Regions from separate parts of the Mus musculus genome. Here region 1 is linked to region 2. A link is a loop called in an ENCODE intact Hi-C map of the cell type or tissue named here. Cell type or tissue: heart. All regions are shown on one strand. Links, peaks and the distances in the headings refer to the core of each region. The heading gives the core; the rest is flanking DNA.

What was found. Peaks named below come from ENCODE experiments on the same cell type or tissue, not always from the same donor. Only the 100,000 strongest peaks of a DNase experiment are listed, where the experiment ranks them.
Region 1: a loop joins it to region 2, with 2.4 times the contacts of the local background. A loop is called at or near these places in 2 of 42 quality-filtered maps.

Annotation. Positions count from the first base shown.
Region 1 is chr17:44,773,861-44,779,236 of GRCm38, forward strand. Supt3 (SPT3, SAGA and STAGA complex component) reads left to right here and starts at 3,306. Exons shown (of 12, transcript NM_178652.3): 1 at 3,306-3,568. It also overlaps a transcript of Runx2 not described here. In heart, for the core only: CTCF peaks have their summits at 3,181 and 3,826; DNase peaks (open chromatin) are centred at 3,271 and 3,711; H3K4me3 peaks cover 2,070 bases; H3K27ac peaks cover 1,640 bases.
Region 2 is chr17:44,259,724-44,265,099 of GRCm38, forward strand. The region is part of intron 4 of Clic5 (chloride intracellular channel 5); the gene reads left to right. Among named protein-coding and RNA genes, the nearest start is that of Clic5, 74 kb to the left of the region's middle. In heart, for the core only: a CTCF peak has its summit at 2,283 (motif pointing right); a DNase peak (open chromatin) is centred at 2,254; H3K4me3 peaks cover 310 bases; H3K27me3 peaks cover 736 bases.

The DNA of each region.
Region 1 (5,376 bases), core at 91-5,090, 510 kb after region 2:
TGTACCACATATATATGCCTGGTGCCCTTGGAAGTCAGAAGAGGGTGTCAAATACTCTGGCATTGGAGTTATGGATGGATGGTTGTGAGCCAGCATGTGAGAGGTGGGAACTGCACTTGGACCCTTTCCAAACAGGAGCTCTTAGGGACTGAGCCATCACTGCAGTCCCATGATTTTAGTTTTAAAAGCCACCAAGTATTGCAATTTTGAACATATCTTATCAATATGTTGCTTTTTCTGCTTTGCAATATATGAATGCAATTGGAAAGTAGGAGTAGCCAGTTTGATTATGCATAAATACTATCACCTCCTATCTAATGTATCAACAAATTACTTTTTCATATTCATATTGTTTTTTCTTTTCAAGTATATAAAGTGAGTTGGATATCTTCATGTATCTAAAGTAAGAGCTCTTTATATTCATTCACCTATGTTTTGAAAGCGAACATGTTAAACTTTTTCTGTACAACTTTAGGACCCAACTTTTGGGGAATTCCTATTTTAAAGGAGCATAGACTTTTAGGCAGCTTGGTTTTAGCTCAACAGATTTAACGTCTCAACCTATAGATATGAAAACTGATGCTCAATGATGTTAAGAAACTTGCCAGGAAGTACTTAGTCTAAAAATTAAAATAAGATTGCTTTTGAGATTGTAAGACAAAAATAGTTTTCAACGTCAGAAAAGCAATTGACTATAGCAGCAAATGCATATGCAGTAAGAGTGCCCACTGTATTTCTACAGCGAGACTCTCATGATTGTCCTAACAAATTAAAATCATGGATTATAAGAGCAAGATTTGCAGGTTATTTGAAGTGAACCACTCTTAAGTGAAGAAGTGGCTTCCTCACAGAAATGGTTCCTATTAGCTATGGCTTCTGCTGTCCTTTTTAGAATGAGGACTTCCTTTGTCATTGAAAATGGGCACATAGACAATGGCCAAGCTGCTGCTGCTCCTCCTCCTCCTCCTTTTCTTCTTTTGGTGGTGTGATGTCACTTGGCCTCCTGTTGTGTTTTCCCACCCACTTTGGAAATCATTTCTTTTTCTGAGAGCTAATGGTCTCCAAAGCTTTAACTTCACAAGAGCTTCGTTTTCAGCTTTGTTATTGAATAAAGGCAGGGCATGGCTGCTGCAAGGTATGGGTAAGGGGAAGGTTTTTATTGTAGGTATGAGGGAGAGTAGAGCCAGAGGCATCTGGAAGGGCCCAGAGCAGGGAGAGAAAGCAGTGGACTGAACCTGGCCAGCAGACTGGATCTAGCCATGAAAGGAGAGCTGGGGAGAGCAAGAGAGGAAGACTAAGAGAGTCTGTGCAATGAGACCTAGAGAGAGGCAAGAGAGAGGGGGCAAAGAGTGTGCGTAGCTGAAATAGTAGGGTTACTAAGACTCTGGGTGAGGGAAGCCCATGAGCTGGAAAGGTTTAGGGTAAAAGGCAAGATGAGCAGAGCTGAGAAGAGTCCCAGGTTCTTGTGGTCCTGAGGAAGCCTGGAGGCCAGCACATGCTTTAAGCTAATAGGAACCAGATAGCCATTTGTCCCAAGTTTTTTTTGGACCTGACCATTATAATTTGTTTTTGAGTCAAATCTGGTCTTTATCTGGAGGTGAAATGCCTGTGCGATGATATTAGTTGAGCAGAATTTTAATTAAAATGATCTGCATGGAATTTTTTTCTTTGGATAATCTGTCTTCTGTTTTTACAGCAGTTTGTTTGTTTGTTTGTTTATTTATTTTTATTATAAGACAGCTCAGTCTTAAAAATCAAGGCTGACCTTGACTTCTCCAATGCTGGGATTACACGCCCAGCCCAATCTCCTATTTCTTGGCAATGTACTAAAAAAGTCTTTTCACCTTTTGTATATAATCTAGTCTTAATTTTTAAGGAAATAATGACAATTTTTGGCTACTTTCCCATATAGCTCGCACTCAGCTTTGGGCAGAGTGAGCCTGGATCTTACACTTCATGTTGACCCTCCACATCCTAAATCTACTCTTGGAAGTGTATTTGGCAAATATTGAAGTGTCTGGCAGTTACAGAGGACTAAGCACAAGACAATTGCAATCCAGAGAGGAGATGATCAGATGAATGGCTGTTTTAAAGACACTCAGCAAATAGGATTATTTCAGAACTCATACATTCATAGGCAAGACATTAATGAAGTAAGTAGTGCTTGAAAAGACCTGGTAAAGGTGAATGTGATGGTTTGTATATGCTCGGCGCAGGGAATGGCACTATTAGAAGGTATGGCCCTGTTGGAGTAGGTGTGTCATTGTAGGTGTGGGCTTTAAGACCCTCATCCTTGCTGCATGGAAGCCAGTTTTCTACTACCATCCTTCAGATGAAGATGTATAACTCTCAGCTCCTCCTGCACCATTCCTGCCTGGATGCTGCCATGCTCCTGTCTTGATAATGGACTGAACCTCCGAACCTGTAAGCTAGCCACAATTAAATGTTCTTTTAAGAGTTGCTTTGGTCATGGTATCTATTCACAGCAGTAAAACCCTAGCGAAAAAAGTGACTAATATAAATAATAATAGTAAAAATAATATAATAAAAATAATATTTGAAATGGTAGGATAGTGGATATTTTCTTTTCTAAACAGCCGAGTGAAAACATCACACACAATTGTCTCCAGTTCATTAAGGTACTACACCTGCAACCATCAAACACGGGAAGACAGGTCATACATACAATTCAATATAAGTGGTGCAAGGAAAAATCACCACTGCTTGTTTATAAAGCTTCCCCAATAGTGAAAGTTATTAACTAAAGCATGCTTTTTAAAGTAATGGAACTTTGTAGAAAGGAACGGGGGTGGGGTGGGGTAACTTTGCAGATGAGTTTTCACAGGCTTTCGATTTTGCGCAAGGGCCGGTAGGGGTGGGTAGGTGGGTGTTCCCAGGTCCTAGAACGGACTGAGTCCTCACACAGTGCTTCTCTGAGGAGAGAGTCTTTCCTAACTCTGCGCCCCTTTGTCATTGGAAACAATTCTGGTCACCTGACCAACCCCTGAAGAGAAGCTTGCATAGACCTTCTCCCAGTGCAGATCACCGACTCTCAATAATCCTAGCTCCTCGGGCTCACTCCTACGGTCTGCAGAGTCACCACAGGCCAAATCCAGCTCCTCTGCCAGATCGCTCACTCGACTCATCACAACTCCCGCTCTGAGGCTCCGCCGCGTGGCTGCGGGCCGCTCCGTACGCCGAGGCGGGAGCGCGAAGCCCCGCCCCCGGAGTGTGGCGGAAGTAGAAGAAGCAGGCCCGCGACCGCGCGCGCTGGCCAGCCGGGTGCGCATGCGCTCTCGCCGCACGGCTTGGCCCGTCCCTCTAGTCACCCCAGGCTCCGCTACCCCCGCCCCGCCCCTCATAGTGGCGCTCTCGCCATCTTACCCCCACCCCCTCCAGCCTAGCTCAGTCACCTTTTCCCTTTCTACAATCTCTGGTTCCCCCCACTCCCCGCCCCCCTGCCCGTCGTGTCCCGGGGCCGCCGCCGCCGCAGACACCGCGCCATCTCTGTCCCCTCTCATTCTCCACGCGGGACGCGCAGCCGTGCCTCCACGTGTCTTAAGCAGAGGTTGTGGGGGCGCGTGGGGGCGGCGGGGAGTGGGGCGAGGTCATGGGAACTTGAGGGACGTCGTGGCAGCCAAATGCCTGGCCCGGGGCTGCGGGCCCAGCCGGATGCAGGCCGCCGAGCGTGGGGTGCCCCGTGGCTCCTCCCCGTTGTCGGTGGGCGTGAGGCAGGGGAGCCCTCGGGGCCGGGCGGAGAGGCACCGTTTAGGCTTGTCACCCAAATGGGTGGGAAGTCCTCCAAGAAGGCAAGCTAGGAAGCTAGGAAGTGGTAGTGGAAGGAAGTGCAGTGTGCATGCAGGCTGAGGGACAGAGGACACAGAGATGTTGCTGTCAGAGCTCGCCTCTGGGACCCCTGGGGAAATAAATCATTTAGCCGGTGGTGTCGGGGGGTATAGATGGGGATCATCGCAGCCTAGCTCAAAACTCAGGTTTATGGGAGAAGATCTGTGTGCTAAAAGCTTGTATCACGCCAGCTGTGATTAATTACGTTTGAGCTCCAAGGAAATTGTCTGTCATCTTGCCTTCTATATTGGAAGTCAGGCTAGTTGATGTGACAAGTGATAAGAGTTATAGGGATAGTGGAATATATTTGACGGTCAGACAGGATCCCAGTAGCAGTGTTGTTACTGAACACCCGGATTAAAATTAGCTTTATGTCCTTGGAATTAGTAGACTCAGGAAGAAACCAGTACATATTTATCTGGGATAAAACCTGAGTTCTCAGTATTTTTGAGTTAGTTCACTGTTAAAAGATTTACTTAAAGAAAGAAACAACTGGTAGAATTTCTGCGTGTTCCAGCGAGGCGGAATATGACTACTAAGATAATGTTTTGCACAACCAGACCTTACTTTAACCATACTATTGCAAGCTTCCCACCCTTTTCCGGCTGCACTGCCCAAGGGGACTTTATGCCAAGCTGGAAATGCTATACTCTATGGGCTACCAATATGGTAACCACCGGGTGCAGGTGGCTCTGATGAGCTTGATTTTTTAATTGGTTAGCAAATTAATTACAATGTAAGTAAGTAGACACACAGGCATGGTGCTTATTGCATGGGATCCCACAGGTCTGAAAAAGTTGAGAGATTGAGAGCCAGTTGCAGTTTTTTATTTGGTTGAGTTTTAAGTCAGGCCAGCTTTTGAACTATTTATGCTTTTAAAAGGACTCGTAATTAGAATCTCTATAATGCCTTTCATTCAAATTGTAGATCTGCTAGTATTTATTTACAGCTTGGCAAACTAAAGCAAAATGCTCTGAACTCTGGTTCTAAAGCTAATGGCAGATTTAGTTGGAAAGACAACAGTGCTAACTAGAGTTTTCTTTAATTATCTATAGCTTCCATTGTCTTTTACCATTTGATTAGTTCTTAGAGAATAGTTTAAACTTTTTATTGTTGTGGTTCCCCCCCCCCCCTATTTAAGAGGTGGCAATTCCACCTTAAGTTTTTGTGTTATAAAGCAGTTTAATAAATTATAATAGTAACCTTTGAGCAATTTTTGAAATCATTTTAGTATTCACAGTCAAACTTCTGAAGAGAAAAGTGAAATTTGGTGATAAATGTGTCATGAGACCACTTTCTTTGAAATATACCCAACTATATTTTATCTGAGGTTTTGTAAATCTTGAAAATAAAACTTTCCCCTCCTTGCCTGTCTCTCCCTCTCCTTCCTTCTCCCCTTTTTTGTGCTGGGGGTTGAACCCAGGCCCTCCCACATACTAAGTGGATGCTCTACTAACTAAGCTATGCAGTCAGGCCTTGAAAATAAAACATATGGGGGAAAAGAAGCCAAAACAAAACTATCATGGTGGA
Region 2 (5,376 bases), core at 298-5,297:
CCCTGTCCTGGGTGTTCTCCATAATGTTTATTAGCACGTCTTAGCAGGAGTTTGCTTTTCTCATATGACAAGTACTTGAAAGAACAGCATGTCTCAGGCTGACGTGACAGCTTAAAGAAACAGTGGACTCAGGTCCTCGGAGTTCCTGGTTCTCCATCACTAGTCTGCGGCTCTGTGTATGCGTGCACATGTGTGGATACATACACATGTGTGTTTGCCTTTCTTTATGCATGTTCTATGGTAGGAGTATGTGAATGTGCAGGTATGGCATCCTTGCACACACACAAAGCTGGAGTAGCATGTCTGATGTCTTCCCTTCTCACTACACCTTGTTACCTTGAGACAATTGCTCACAGAACTAGAAGTTTGCCCTTTCAGACAGAGTGGCTAGCTAGCCCTGGACTTCCAGAATATACCCATCTTTGCTCCACCCCCACCTCTGTGCTGTGCTGAGATGAGGTATATGTTGGGGATTTGAACTCAGGCCCTAGTGCTTATATCCATGGAGCCATCTCTCCAGGCCCCAGTGTGTGTCTTATATCTTCATCTCTCAAAAAGTCACTCTATACTGCATCTGAGTTTCTGGCATTGTCTTCTCCAGAAGCCTGGAGCTTACTCGCTACTTGTGTCTCATTAACCAGAGCTACCTGAAAAGGTGGCAGTCTGGGAAGATGGGTCTTTTTAGCAGGGCACTCTGCTATCCTAGGGAGGGGCAATATATGGGAATTTTTTATCAGTAACAAAGAAGAGAAGAGGGAGTCTGTGCATGTAATCCCTTTTCAAGTTAAGTTGGTTGTCCCATCGTCCCCCGATGGTGAACTCTCTGACCCAGCCACAAAGATACGTCGTTTCCATGTACTTTTGGGTTAGTGAAGTTTGCCAGACTTTAGGAGACAGAAGTAGGATATCATGCTCAGAATTTGTTGCGTTCTCAGTTCAAACGTCAGAAGGCGCAGTCTCCTGTTGTAAGAGTCATGCAACACGCATGGGTAGATGCTCCTCAAATTACAGGAGCAGGTGAAGCATAAGGAAATTACTCCAAGCAAGGCGGGGCGGGGAGGCTGGGTGTAGTCTGAGTGCACCTGAGAAATGTTGTGGCAGTATCTATCAAGGCTGCCCTATCTTGTGGTGAGCACGAGGAAGGCTCACTGTGGCCAGACTGTGGCTAAAGAGTTATAAAGAACAGATCAGGCAGGTGATGGTGGCCCACACCTTTAATTCCAGCGCTCGGGAGGCAGAGGCAGGTGGATTTCTGAGTTCCAGGCCAGCCTGGTCTACAGAGTGAGTTCTAGGACAGCCAGGACTACACAGAGAAACCCTGTCTTGAATAAAGAAAGAAACAAAGAAAGAAAAAGGAAACCACTCAATGAGGACTGAGGGAGATGCTCCGTGGGAAAAGTGCTTGCTGGGTGGACATGAAGACCCAAGCTTGGATTCCCAGCACCCACATTTTTAAAAAATGTGTCATTTCACCGCTAAGGAGGAAGATGCTGGGGCTTGCTGTCTAGCTAGTGTAGTCAAATGGCTAAGCTTTGGATTCAGTGAGAGACACTGTCCTTAAAAAGGAAGGTGAGAAATGACTGACTGAGGAAGACTCCCAACATTGACAGAAACATTGCAGGCCCAGCTTCACCACGAACCCAGACTTCATCATCTATGAGGAACCAGGAAGTACCAAACGTCATACACACTAGACACTGAACATAGGCAACTGAGAAAGAACATATAGTGTATTCATCGAATTACCCAAACCAGACAAGGGCAGTGGAGGGGCGGTGGCTGTTTCAACATCTGCCAAGGTCTCTCATGCAAAAGATGTCGCCATTGGAGGATGAAGCAAGCCATAGGGAATGGAATCCCTTGGTATAAGTGCTCGTGGTGAGAAAGACAGGTGAGCAAGACCCAGGTTGATGCAGGAACAGATAACCAATATAATGAGCGTCTCTCTGGGCAGCTCACCCCTTAAGTTTGAACATCCATGATAACCTAAACTGTCCTCACACTTAAAATTCACCGTTTGTAAAGTAACTGTAAACATCTCCTAGATTTCTCCCCGACTCAGTCAGCCTTGTGCACGACACTGGCGGCATCAGCTGCCTCAGTCAGCAGTTATGTCATTCCTTCTTTAATATGACTGAGTTTTACAGCCATTTATGACTTTCTTGGCAGCCTAATAGGAAACACACACACACACACACACACACACACACACACACACACACACGTTCCTACTGAAAAGGAAGGTAGTCTCTCTGCTTAAGGCCAGAAGGTGGCGCCACCGCCCCATGGCTGAAGTCAGTGCTGGCCACTAATCAGGAACATAGTCTCTCTCTCTCTCTCTCTCTCTCTCTCTCTCTCTCTCTCTCTCTCTCTCTCTCTCGCTCTCGCTCTCTCTCGCTCTCTCTCGCTCTCTCTCTCAGTCTCGCTCTCGCTCTCCCTCCCCTCCCTCCTTCTCCCTTTCCCCCCTTTCTCCCTCCCTCCCTCCTTCCCTCCCTCCCTCCCTCCCTCCCTCCCTCCCTCCCTCCCCAATCCTGCTTCTTCCACCACTAATAAATAAACATGTGTGAGGCTTGCATGGTACAGGTTGTATGGAGCCCTTAATTTGAAGAAGTAAAAGTGACATTTTTTTTTCTCTTCGAATGTACTGTGGCTTTGAGGAGATTTACAAAAATATCTGCACCTGGAACTTGTCTATATCGTCAATATCATCCTCCAAAAATGTATTGTATGAGCAGCATGCTGAAATTGCCCCAAATTCCTCACCACAACCATGATTTAAACACAGTAAAACAATCACCAAAGACTGTGTCATTTAAATACAAAGTGTGTTTGTGCTGTTGGGTACTGTCCACATAAATGTCTGCTAATAATAAGCTGGCCTGTGGAGCTAGATGAAAAAGATCTTCTCTTCAAAGCACTGATTCCTCTATAAAGCTCAGAGAATTGGCTTCATAGAGAATGTGTTTTCCTTAAAGGAAAGTCCCCTGTTTCCTTGGGGACATATCCGAGAGGGTTCTGTTCACTCTGTGACTTTGGGGAGGGGACCCATAGTGTCCAGCATCCTAAATACTTAAGGGGATCATTTTATCCTTCATCCAGGGAAGAATTTCTTTCCAGAGCAAAGAGTTCCCACCATGGCAGGAGGAACTGCAGATTCCCTATTAGCCTTTTGATCCCTCCCAGGCATGGCAGGGACCTGGGGTGAGGGCCATGGCATCTTGCTTCAGTTTGTCTTCTCGACATTTGAATTTAAGCCACTGTCTGGAAATGGAGACTGGGGCATTGCTTTCCATAGATGAGTTCCTGGCTCTCCCAGAGCTGGGTTTGACTTGTTGAGACACACTTTGCTGGCCAATGGAGCTTGCCCAGGGGTATTGGTCTGATGGTAGTTGTGGGCTCAAATTCTCCAAGGGATCAGACCAAGAATGTTGAACACTGACAGGAGAAAATAAGGCCTTAGGGATGATTCCAGACAATGGTAGGTTCGACTCTGAATGCATGAGTCATCCTCCAATATCCCCCAGGATCCCCCTTGTGCCCAGGATAGTTCTAGTGTTCGAAACTTTCCTTCCCACACCCAACCGTCTGCCTTGAGTTGACCTCCAGTAATAATGATCCTAAGTTAGATCTTCTGCTAGGTCCTTACTCCGCTTCAGACCCTGCAGAAGTTGCTCCGACAGCAGCCAGGAAACAGGCATTGCTAACAGCAGAATTCAAGGCAAGTTATTCGTGAGTGACAGACATGTCATGGAAGGTTGTCACCTGTTGCATTGGACCCCCAAAGGCAGCCTGGTGCTTGGTTCTGACACCCCTGACCCAGGTTCTGCCTTGGTTCTGACACCCCTGACCCAGGTTCTGGTTCTCTGTCCTTTGTGGACCCTGATGATGTGTGAACATAGCCAGAGGCCCAGATTCAACAAAGGAAGCTACCACCCCTCCAGATAAGCCCTTTCCTCTCTTCTAAAATCCTGTTCCAGCCCTGACCCAGTGGCTCTGAGGACCTCATGCTTTGTGAGTCAGAGAAGTCATCGGAGACCTCTCACTTTACCCGTTGGGTGTTCTCCTGTGGGCGGCTGAACCCCACAGTCTACCTGTTTCCCATTTGACCCCTTACTCAGATAACTTGACTAAGGCTGAGTCCCTAACCCTGTACAGTGACTACAAACCTTAGGTGAGGCTTCACTGGAGGCAGGGAGGGACCACACTGGCAACCACAAAGATGAACCTCCTAAAAGACCTCCTTACAGCGTCTCTGGCTTCCTCAATGTGACAGTACTACTATGTCACGTGCCAGCCTCCTCTCCATCCCCTTACCCTCTGTTCTTCCTGGGCGTGCACTGTTCCAGCGGCAGCTCCGAGTCCCCTGGATGTTTGGGTCAGAACAATTCAGCTGTTCTACGTCGCCTCCTATGTAATCGCAGGACACAAGAAAAAAATAGCTTCCTCCAAAAGGTGACAGAGAAGGGATGTCAAATTCTTCTTATTGGATATTTTTTAAATCTCCATCACCCGGCCTCATTTATGTTTTTAACTCTCAGATGTCAGCAAGGTGTGGAATCATTTCTCTTGTGTTTCCAGCAGTACGATGGGTAGAGACTCCCACTTGAGTCTCCCTCAAACCACATTCGGCTTAAGTGCCTCTTTCTTTTATACCCACATGCGCTCTGATGAGAAGTAGACATTTTAGCCAGTTCTCCAGTAGTACTTCACGGTGTCTCCATATTTCTTCCTTCACAGAGAAAATCCAAGCCGAGTTTTCACTTTTCCTTACACAGCATTGGCCCCAGCACAGGCAAGGCCTCTGTTGTTCGGAAAGTATGGGGAGGACTCTACCAGGCTCCAAACTAACTGACCACTTCTAGACCATTCTGGATGACTGGAAGCATTGAGAGTCTACTGAAACCCAACAGTTAAAAGCAGAGTGCAAATGTGTCCTCAGATTTGTCGGAAGGTAGGGTATGAGGAAATAATGTTTCCTTGGCAAGGAGCTAGAGATGTACAGGCAGTCTCTAGCTGGTGATAGAACACATAGGTACCCAGTGGAATAGCCCTTGGCTCTCACAGTGGTCTGCAGAATGGGAGAGTTTGAGTCCTGAGATCAAATGTCTCAGATTTTAAAACCAGGTTTTTGCTCCTGACATGTATGTATAGTTGGAGCTAATATTATGAAAATATTTTTTCTTTACATTTCTGAGTATATGTAATTCAAGTTATACATATTTCAACTCTAGAGATTAGGATATTTTAAAAAGGATCTCTGTCTCTATCTGTCTGTCTGTCTCTGTCTCTCTGTCTGTGTGTGTGTGGAGGTGGGGGAACAGAGGTCAACTTCAGAAATTTTCTTCTATGGATTGTTTTTTTAATATAGAGTCTTTT